Regions from separate parts of the Homo sapiens genome. Here region 1 is linked to region 2. Evidence: chromatin loops called from intact Hi-C (ENCODE). Cell type or tissue: A673. All regions are shown on one strand. Each heading gives the region's core, and the rest is flanking DNA. Links, peaks and the distances in the headings are about the cores only. Region 1 has its middle 20 kb from the start of SHISAL1. Region 2 overlaps SHISAL1 (shisa like 1).

The links. Hi-C counts contacts between places; a loop is a spot of excess contacts. Peaks named below come from ENCODE experiments on the same cell type or tissue, not always from the same donor. Only the 100,000 strongest peaks of a DNase experiment are listed, where the experiment ranks them.
Region 1: a loop joins it to region 2, with 6 times the contacts of the local background. A loop is called at or near these places in 1 of 110 quality-filtered maps.

What each region holds. Positions count from the first base shown.
Region 1 is chr22:44,330,314-44,334,687 of GRCh38, forward strand. It overlaps a transcript of SHISAL1 not described here. Among named protein-coding and RNA genes, the nearest start is that of SHISAL1, 20 kb to the left of the region's middle. In A673, for the core only: a CTCF peak has its summit at 1,764; no DNase peak of the experiment used is centred there; H3K4me3 peaks cover 289 bases; H3K27me3 peaks cover 2,255 bases.
Region 2 is chr22:44,282,774-44,287,147 of GRCh38, forward strand. It overlaps SHISAL1 (shisa like 1), which reads right to left. Exons shown (of 5, transcript NM_001099294.2): 4 at 2,655-2,972. Among named protein-coding and RNA genes, the nearest start is that of SHISAL1, 28 kb to the right of the region's middle. In A673, for the core only: no CTCF peak of the experiment used is centred there; a DNase peak (open chromatin) is centred at 2,128; H3K27ac peaks cover 2,789 bases.

The DNA of each region.
Region 1 (4,374 bases), core at 104-4,103, 47 kb after region 2:
GTGGAGAGGGGGCTGGAGGCCACCCCCAGAGAGTCCCTGTGTGGGGCACTTCGTGTTCTTCCCATCCTAGGCTGGGATGCCTTTAAGTGACAGGTGCAATCACTTAAAACAGGCTCAGGAGGCCCAGAGAGGTAGGGGAGACACAAAGAGGCATCCCCAGAGGTGCTCTCCCGCAGATTACATAACTCCCCTTCCCTGTCGGATGGCCCCAGGGGTGAGGCTGGGGCAGCTAGCAAGAGTGGGGGAGACCCTAGGGGGCATGGACCCGGCCTTGTTTGCCCACATCCTCTTGACTCTTTCCAAAGAGGTAACAGTTGCAGGCGCCAGGACGCGCTGGCTTTTTCCCCCTGTTTTTTTTTCCTCTGGCTGAGTAACAAATACTAATACTAATAATGATAATAATAATTAGAATAAATATAACCTCGAGACGCTTGGGGTCTCGTTGCCATGGCAACCACGGGCACTAATGAGCTTCCGAGGCTGCCGCCGGGCCGGGCCACCCCAGCCCCGGGCGCGGGATCAATGTTGATTCGGCCCCGGAGGCGACAGCGGTTCCGCAGGGGCCGCGCGGCGGACCAGGACCCAGGGGCACGCACTTGGGAGGGGTCCTTCTACCCGTCCCCTGCGCTGCCCAGCTGGGACCCCCAGGCCCCTCTGGGTCCGCAGCGTGGCCCTCAGTCCCCGTGCAGCCCGCACGGGGCTCCCAGCTCACTGAGCTCCCCGACTCTGTTCTTGGAAGCCAGTCCCCCCCTTGGACGCGGATTCCGGTCCCGGCCGCCGCGTCCCGGCGCGGTGCGCCCCGAACTGCTCTCTTCGGAACCCAGCCCCTTCCTCTCCAAGGTTCAGCGACCCCGACCTTGGTGAGCGCCGGCGCGGACCCCAGTGCCGAACACCGGCTGTCCCGCACGGTTCCTGCCCCCGGACCCTTCCCCGGTCGTCCCCAGCCCCTTTCTAAAGAGCCCCGGACCCCCGTCATATGCCCCTTACCCGCCTCTCCCAAAGCGCCCACCCTTCACCCCTTCTCCGGAGCCCCGCGCCGCAGACCCCGCCCCCCACTCGCCCAGACCCTCCTCCGCCAGGAGCTCCGCCCCGGCCCCTTTCCCCGCCGCTCTCGGACCCCGGCCCAGGCGCGCCCCTCCCCCGCGCGGCCCCCGCCCTGCCCGCCCCGGGGCTCAGCTCACCTCGTGCCCGCCGCCCGCTCGTTCCTCGCTTCGTAGCCGGGAGCCGGCGCCCGCGGGAGCCGCCTGCTGGGGTGCGGGGGCTGCCCACGCCCCCGCGATGCCCCTGCCGCCGCCGCAACAGTTGTCCGGGTTCTGGGGGCTGCGGGGACGCGGGGACTCCGGGCTCCCTGATCGGCGCTCGGAAGGCGCCCGCTCCTAGGCGCGCCGGGCGCGGCGCGGAGCTGGGGCCGGGGCCGGGGCTGGGGCTGGGGCCGGGGCTGCAGCTCCGGCTCGGCGTCCGGCTCGGGGTCCGGCTGGGGGTCCGGCGGCCGGCCGCATGCCCCGTCGCCGCCCGCGGCTACTCGGCGGCCCGCGCCGCCCGGCCGCCCGCCGGCCCCGAGCCCCGCGCCGCGCCCGCCGCCGCCGCCGCCGCGCTCATGCTCGCCGGGCCCCGCGCTCGCCGCCGCCGCCGCCGCCGCCGCCGCTGCCCACTTCACTCTTTGGCGCTCGCTCCGCGCCGCGCCCTCTGCTGCCCCCTCGCCCGGGCTCGCCGAGCTCCCGCCGCCCTGCCCGCCGCGTCCTGCGCCCTCCTCTCTCTCCCTTCCTCTCTCCTCCCTTCCTCTCTCTCTCTCCCTCTCTCTCTCTTGCGTCCTCCTCTCATTTTTTTTTTTTCTTTCGCGGTCTCTTTTCTCCCCCTCTGGCTCTTTCTCTCTCCCCTCCTGCTGTTTGCGGTGGCTTCTCACTTTCTCTCTTTTTACTTCCTTTCCGTCCGTTCTTTCACGCCTTCCTCCTCATTTTCCTTCCTTCTACTTTTCCCTTCCCTCTTTCCGCTTTCCTGCCCCGTTTCCTTCCTCCCTCCCTTCCTCCTTCCTTCCTTCCTCTGCGTTCTTCCTCTCTCCTTTGTTCCTTCCTCCTCCTCCCCACTCCCTTTTCCTCTCCTCTTCCCACCCCAGTCTCCTACTCCCCAGTCCTCCCATCCCCATGGAACATACACCTGCTTTGTCTGGGAGCCACGTTATTCCTGCCAGCCAGACCCTGGCCAGGAGGATCAGGGTCACGGTCAGCTTGGGCCGAGAACCCTTCACATGAGACAAGCTCCTCTGCCAGGGTTTCCTGTGGGAAAGGCCCCACTTCCCGACCCTCCTGGGCCACTGCATGGGGTCCCCTCTTCGGCTTCTTCTCCCCTCTCCACCCGGCAGCCCCCCAGCTCCAGTCTGCCCCCCATTTCGCCCCTCACCTGCGGGACAAGGCTGCGCTTGCCCTTCTGTGGCCTCGAAGCCAGTGAGCCCCCGTTTCCCCACCTTCCCCTGTCCCTGGCCGGGAGACCTCTGGTGTAAAGAGATCTCGTGGGGAGAAGGTTGCAGCCTCCTCGAGGGCCCCAAGAGAGAATGGAGATGAGGATCTTTTATCGATTCCGCATTTTAGGAGGGAGAAGGGAGCCCCTGGAGGACTGGCCCCAAGATCCTCCCACCTGGGTCTCCTGAGATGGTGGCCCTCATTTCATTTTTCTAAGCATTGATGGAACCGCACCAGAAACTGGGCTGAGCCCTTTATACTTGATGTATTCTTTATGCTTTATTTGTTCCTCACCACAGTGCTGGGCAGCGTCCTCCCCACTTCACAGCAGAGGTGCTGGGACTCAGAGAGGTTAGGACATCTGCTCTGAGCCACACAGCCAGCTAGGGGCAGAATCGGGGCTCAAGCCCAGGTCTGCCTGACGTCCAGGCCCAGTCCTCCAGCCTTGGCCCCTCACAGGTACCTTAGTAAACATCAAGAGAAGGCACCGAGGGCAAGTGCTGCACCCTCTCCTTACTGAGGAGGAACCAAGACAGCGGGAGGTGCCTGGCAACAGCTTGCGCGTGACCCACTGATGGGGCTGGGAATCCAGATGGCATTTCCGATGCCACATCCTGGGCCCCTTTCAAAGATAAGAGGGAGGCTCAGCCTCATGCCCGAGGCACCCAGCTGGACAGTGGGAATGGTGCTGGGGCGCCCACCCTAGGAAGCCTGCACTGTTGGAGTGCCTCAGTTTCCCCACCTGTCTCACAGGTGTCCATCCCTTCCTGTCTTCAGTGGACCTGGCTTGAGCAGCTGCCCAAGCAGGACACAATCTCCCTCCAAGGGAGCCGATGTGGGCCCTGCTCATGGGAGGGGCAGAGGGACCCCATGAATGCCCCAGCAGGGCGAGGTCAGGGTCACAGTGAGGGTTCAGGGAGGCAGTGCCTGCTCAGCCACAGGGGCAGGCAGTGTTGCCCAGTGGGAAGGCTCATGGGATTTGTAGCAAGGTGGCACTTTGTCCCTAATTGGCCAGGTGGCCTTGGGCACGGCACAGAAGCTCCCTGAACGTCAGTTCTCTTTCCTAAAGAGGTCACAGCACTGCCTCCCGCATAGAGTGTCTCGAGGACTAAATGAGACTGGGCCCATGAGATACTTCTCCTGGCGCCTGGCAAATATCCCAAGAGGGGGACGGAGGAAACTGAGGCCAAGAGAGGCCATGGAACAGGTAGAAGTGCCCGGTGCTGGTGGTGGCGGGGCTGGAAGGTGCCTGCCAGACTGTCCCGTCTGATTTTGGCTGTTATGCTGGAGAGGTGCCTGTCATCTGTGCCCTAGCAGGGACCGTGTCTCAGGCTCTCAGTGCCAGGGACACTCAGCGTTGAGGGATGCGGGCTGAGCAAGGGGAGGAAGTGTAGGGGTGTCACAGCAGGCCGCCTGTGTTGCTGGGATGGGGTGTGTTGTGTGTGTGGTGTCTGTGTGTGTGGTGTATAGTGTGTGTATGTGTGTGTTGTGTGTTGTGTTTGTTGTATGAGTGGTGTGTGTGTGTTGTATGTGTGATTTGTATGTGGTGTTTGGTGTGTGCATGTGCTATGTGTGTTCTGTGTATGCGTATTAAATGTGTGGGGTGTATGGTACATGTGTGAATATGTATGTGTGTATGAGAGAATCTGAATGAGTGGTGTGTGTTTTGTGTGTGTGGTATGTGTGTGAATATGAGAGTGTGTGAGTGCTGTGTGTTTTTTGTGAGTGTGGTATGTGTGTGAATATGAGAGTGTGTGAGTGGTGTGTGTGTCTTGTGTGTGTCATATGTCTGTGTGGTACTGTATATGAGGTGTGTGATGTATGTTTACGGTGTGTCTGTGTGTTATATATAGTGTGTGGTGGTGTGTGTGGTATGTGTGAGATGTGTATGTTTGTGAGTATACCTAGGACTGTTGAA
Region 2 (4,374 bases), core at 170-4,169:
TGTTCAAGAACCTCCCTGGTCCACACTCCTTGCCTGGACATTCTCCAGTGTGCCCGAGGAGGGCCGCAGAGGGCGTTTGTAATGGCTGTTTGGGTGCCAAGTGGTGTTTCATTGACTGGGACACCACATGGAGGCTGGGCCACCCGGGGACCAGGGACCTAGTCGGGTTACAGTCAGAGCTATAATGCTGGAGATGTCCTGGGTCACACAGCTGGGAGGACCTTGGAGTGGCAGGAAAGGAGGCTCCTCCCTGATCTCCAAATGAAATCCCCTCTCACGTTGGTTCCTCAACTGGCAAAACTGAAGCCCAAAAAGGAAGCTCCTCACCCAGAGTCACGCTGCGTGTCAAAGAGCACAGCGGGAGTGGGACGGTGCCCGTGAATCCAGCCAGGGACTGGCTATTCCCTTATCCTGCACCACACCTTTGTGGGTTCTGACAACCTTTTTTCACGCTCACAGGGTGATGGGAACACCTTCCTGAGCCTGCACTCAGGACGGTCAGGAAAGACGAAGAGCCTCTGAGCTCCAAAAGGAAAAGTGTCCCACCTGGACCTGGAGCTCAGCTGCCCACTCAGGCTCCGTGCACAATCCCTGCAGGCTTGGCAAGCTCTCTGCATCCTGATGGCATAGCACAGTGCCTGGCACACAGCAGGTGCACAATGTGTGCTTGTTGGGGAAAAGCAATATGGAACAGGGGTAGGGTGGGAACTGCTGCTGAGACAGGCAAAAACGTTCTGGGCAGGATGAGATCGGGGAGCTGTTAGCAGCAAGCACAGTGACGTAGGAAATGGAAGACCTTGAGGCCGGGGCAGGAAAACAGCACCCAGGTGCTGAGTGCAGGGTGCTCACGACATCCTCCATCCCCTTGGCAAGTGTTCGGCGAGGTGTGAGCTATTTATTCCAAATGTATGTGCATGCAAAAGGTGCGGGAGTGGGGGAGGACCACCGTTTTAAACGGAAGATTCTCAGCTATCAAAAAGCTTGGCTCTTATAGACGTTTTCCAGTGCCTCCTGAGCTGTAGTGCCTATGAGCATCACCCTCAGAGATGCCTGGTCAGTAGGCTCTGGGTCTTTAGTTTGACAAACCCTCTAGGTGTGTCTGTTGCAAAGGATCCACATTTCAGAACACCCCACTCTTGGGTCCTGCCAACAGACATTTTATTGTCTGTAGCTCTCTGGAGTCCCCACTGCTCAAGGGTGGAGGCTGGCTTCTTCTCTACCCATCACCTCCACATCCCCCAGAGCCTGGCACAAACCCCTGCCCAAGGACCCACTCTGCCAGCATTTGTCAAACCGAGCCACACAGGGCTGTGTCTTTGTCTCCTGTGTGATGGATGGTGTCATTATTCAATCGATAAGCACAAGCTGATTTATGCATCTTATTAATTATTTAATAATAATTGAAAAGGTCACTACCTGCTAGCTATGTGAACGATCACTAACTCACGTCATTGCTGCCTCCAAAGAGGAGGCAGCAAGGATTAACTGAGGACCTACTATGTGCCAGGTAGGTGCACAGTTAATCCTTGGGAGGGGGCAGTCTTACCCACTCCTCCTTCACGAGGATCGGAAGGTTAAGAGGGGTGAAATCTCATGCCCGAAGTCAAGGAGCAGGTAAATGGCAGAGCCGGGACTCAGACCCAGGTTAGGTTACCTGCAAAGCTCCTGCACATGAACCCAGGGGTCACTGTGCGGCAAACTCCTGCACCCCTCCAGCAAGGGGGCTCTGGGATGGGTCTTGCAGCCTGGGCTTGGTATCATGATGTCCCTGGATGACGTGCCCTGAGCCCTGTGTGCCCATGGCTGCAGCTCAGCCCCCACAGAGCATCCGAACCTCTCACTCTAGCCCTTGACCTGGGAATCGACCCTCAGTCTGGCTCCTGTCCTTGGTGCTAGCCAGCCTCCCAGGGAGTTCCTGCTCCAAACGCACAGACCCTGCCTCTCCCCTTCCAACTCTAGATGCTGCACTACCCAGGGCCGCCTGGGATTAGGTCAGGCCCATCCCCACCATACTGGAACTGGGCGGAAATGGGAATTGCAGTAGACAAGCTCAGATCTGAACATAACCCTGGGGCAGCCACCCCACAAGGCCAACCCTTGAGATGCCACCTCTCTGCCTTCCTGCCTTCCTTCCTTCCTTCCTTCCTTCCTTCCTTCCTTCCTTCCTTCACAGCCTGCCTGAGTCAGAACTAGTACCCCTCATGCCATACAAGGCATGTACACATAAGGAACTAAGTAACATTTGTATTTTCTAACCTCATGCTGAAAAATCTGGCTGGACAGACTGATTTGCTTCCTTTGGCCAGATTTACAACTCAAAAAGCCATCCGGTTTTCCCCTTTGCCTTGGCAGCTAGGTAACCCAAAACTCCACTAAATGTTTAGTGGTTACCTCTCTCACACTGGGCTCTAAGCGCAATGAGCTTGCAAGCTTTGCTTCTAAGCTCTGTTTCCACCTCTCATTTTGACTTTCCTGTCTAGGCATGTGTTGTAGGCTACCCATAACAGTTTGAAATTTTTCTTGGCAAACAACAAGATAAGCAAACAATCAGGCAACCAATGAGCCAAACACTATGGCGAGAGTGATGGCGTATTCTCCAAGCTCTCCAAAGACAATGACCCAAATCATTCTGGGTCTCAATTGTAGCCACTCACCAGGCAGACGAACTCTGGAAGGTCATCAGCGGTGGGCTGTGAGCATCTCCCCGCAATGTGTGCACGGCCTGTGGGGCTTGTGGCAGCGGGCCTGGGGGAGGCTGCGGCTGTGGGGCCCGCTGACCCGGCCGAGGGGCCCGAGCGGGGTTCCCCCACCGCCGGGGGTCCTGTTTCATCCATCGTCCTTGGATGCCCCACCGTGCCAGGTAGACCTTGCAGATGTCGTAGTTCATTGCCGAGTAATACAAAAGGTCCAGAACCAGCAGCATCAACACGAAAAATCCATAGATCCACACTCCCAACAAGGCGGTGTAATTGCTGCGAACAAACAGAGAGGGAGTGAGCAAGCAGAGGGGAGCAGTCCAGCTCAGGCCGGCTTCATCAGTGGGGCTGATTAGAGAATGTGTCCTGGGGCTATGTTGGGGTCCCCGGGAGGAGGGTACTGAGCCCCTCTGGAGGGCGGGGCCTTGGCTCCCTCTCCTCTGCCTGCCTGTTCGCCTCCTTCCCTGGAATCCACTGCCCGGGCCTGGTCCCCACCTGGGCATCCTCCAGGACCCTGAGTCCTTGGGCTGGGATCCCTGAGGGTCCCACAGAGTCAGACACTTTGGGGGGAATTCTGAGCTGGCATCTGGGGCTCCCAGGACATGGCAGCCTCTTCCTTTACCTGGTGCTGTTTTGGTCTGCCCTCTCCCTCCTTCCTGCAGGTGCCCCTGCCCCACCTTTGCCTACATTGTTCCTGGCACCCGGGATGCTCTCACTGCCTCACCCCTGCTGTGAGGACGGAGGTCCTCCCCATCCTGCTGGACCAAGAGCAGAGGCATCAGGTTCTGCCCTCTAGACCCTCTCTCAGCCTCCCCCAGGGGTCCCCTTCACTCAACACGACCAGGCTGTGCATGGCTGGGGCTGTCCGGGCCCCATGACCTCACTTCTGTTATTCATTTGCCCAACATTTCCCCACCGAGGGCTGCTCTGCCTTCCTCAGGCAGAGGTGGCCAAAGTTGCGGGAGGGTTTGGAAGCCCGCTGTGAAGCCTGGCTCTCCCGGTGTCAGCCGACTCCACTGCAGACAGGGTCTGCGCTCCAGCACCCGGCCTTTGCACAGGCCGTGCCTTCTTTCCCTGCCCCCTTCCTCCCCTGCCTACCTCCCACCGGCCCTTTGTCGAAGATCACTTCCTCCAGGAAGTCTTCCGGACACCCTGACCCTCCTACGCAGCTGGGTCAAGCCTGTCTTCTGGCCCACAGCCCTGAGTTTCCCTCAAACCCAGCCCCTGTCACCCAGAGCCACATCTGTCTCCCACACCCTTCCCCAGGGCCAGGGTCCAAGTCTCCCCGACCTGTGCCCAGAGTGGATGGTGTCCAGGGCTTGCCACAGCAGCTGGAGCTGCCGAGCCCTAACAGTGCGTGCCAGGGGCTGTGGCTGCCTGAAGCCACCGATCTGTTAATCACTCCGGCGCCGCCTCCGTCTGCTCCCTGCTGCAGGCATGTGTTTGGGTGGGTGTGCGCTTCTGGTGTCGAGGAGGCGTGAATGGAGCCAGTGTCCGGCCTGTACACGCCACCGCTGCACATCCCCAGGGAGAGACTCACCTCGCTCTCGCCCAGACGGAGGTCTCGCGGGCAGCAGATCCTTTAAGACCCTGTTTGAGGCTGGGGGGAAGGGGCCAGCCCGGAACCCGGAGACCTGGTTCTAATTCTTCCTCTGCCTGGTTTGCTGTGTGGCCTGGG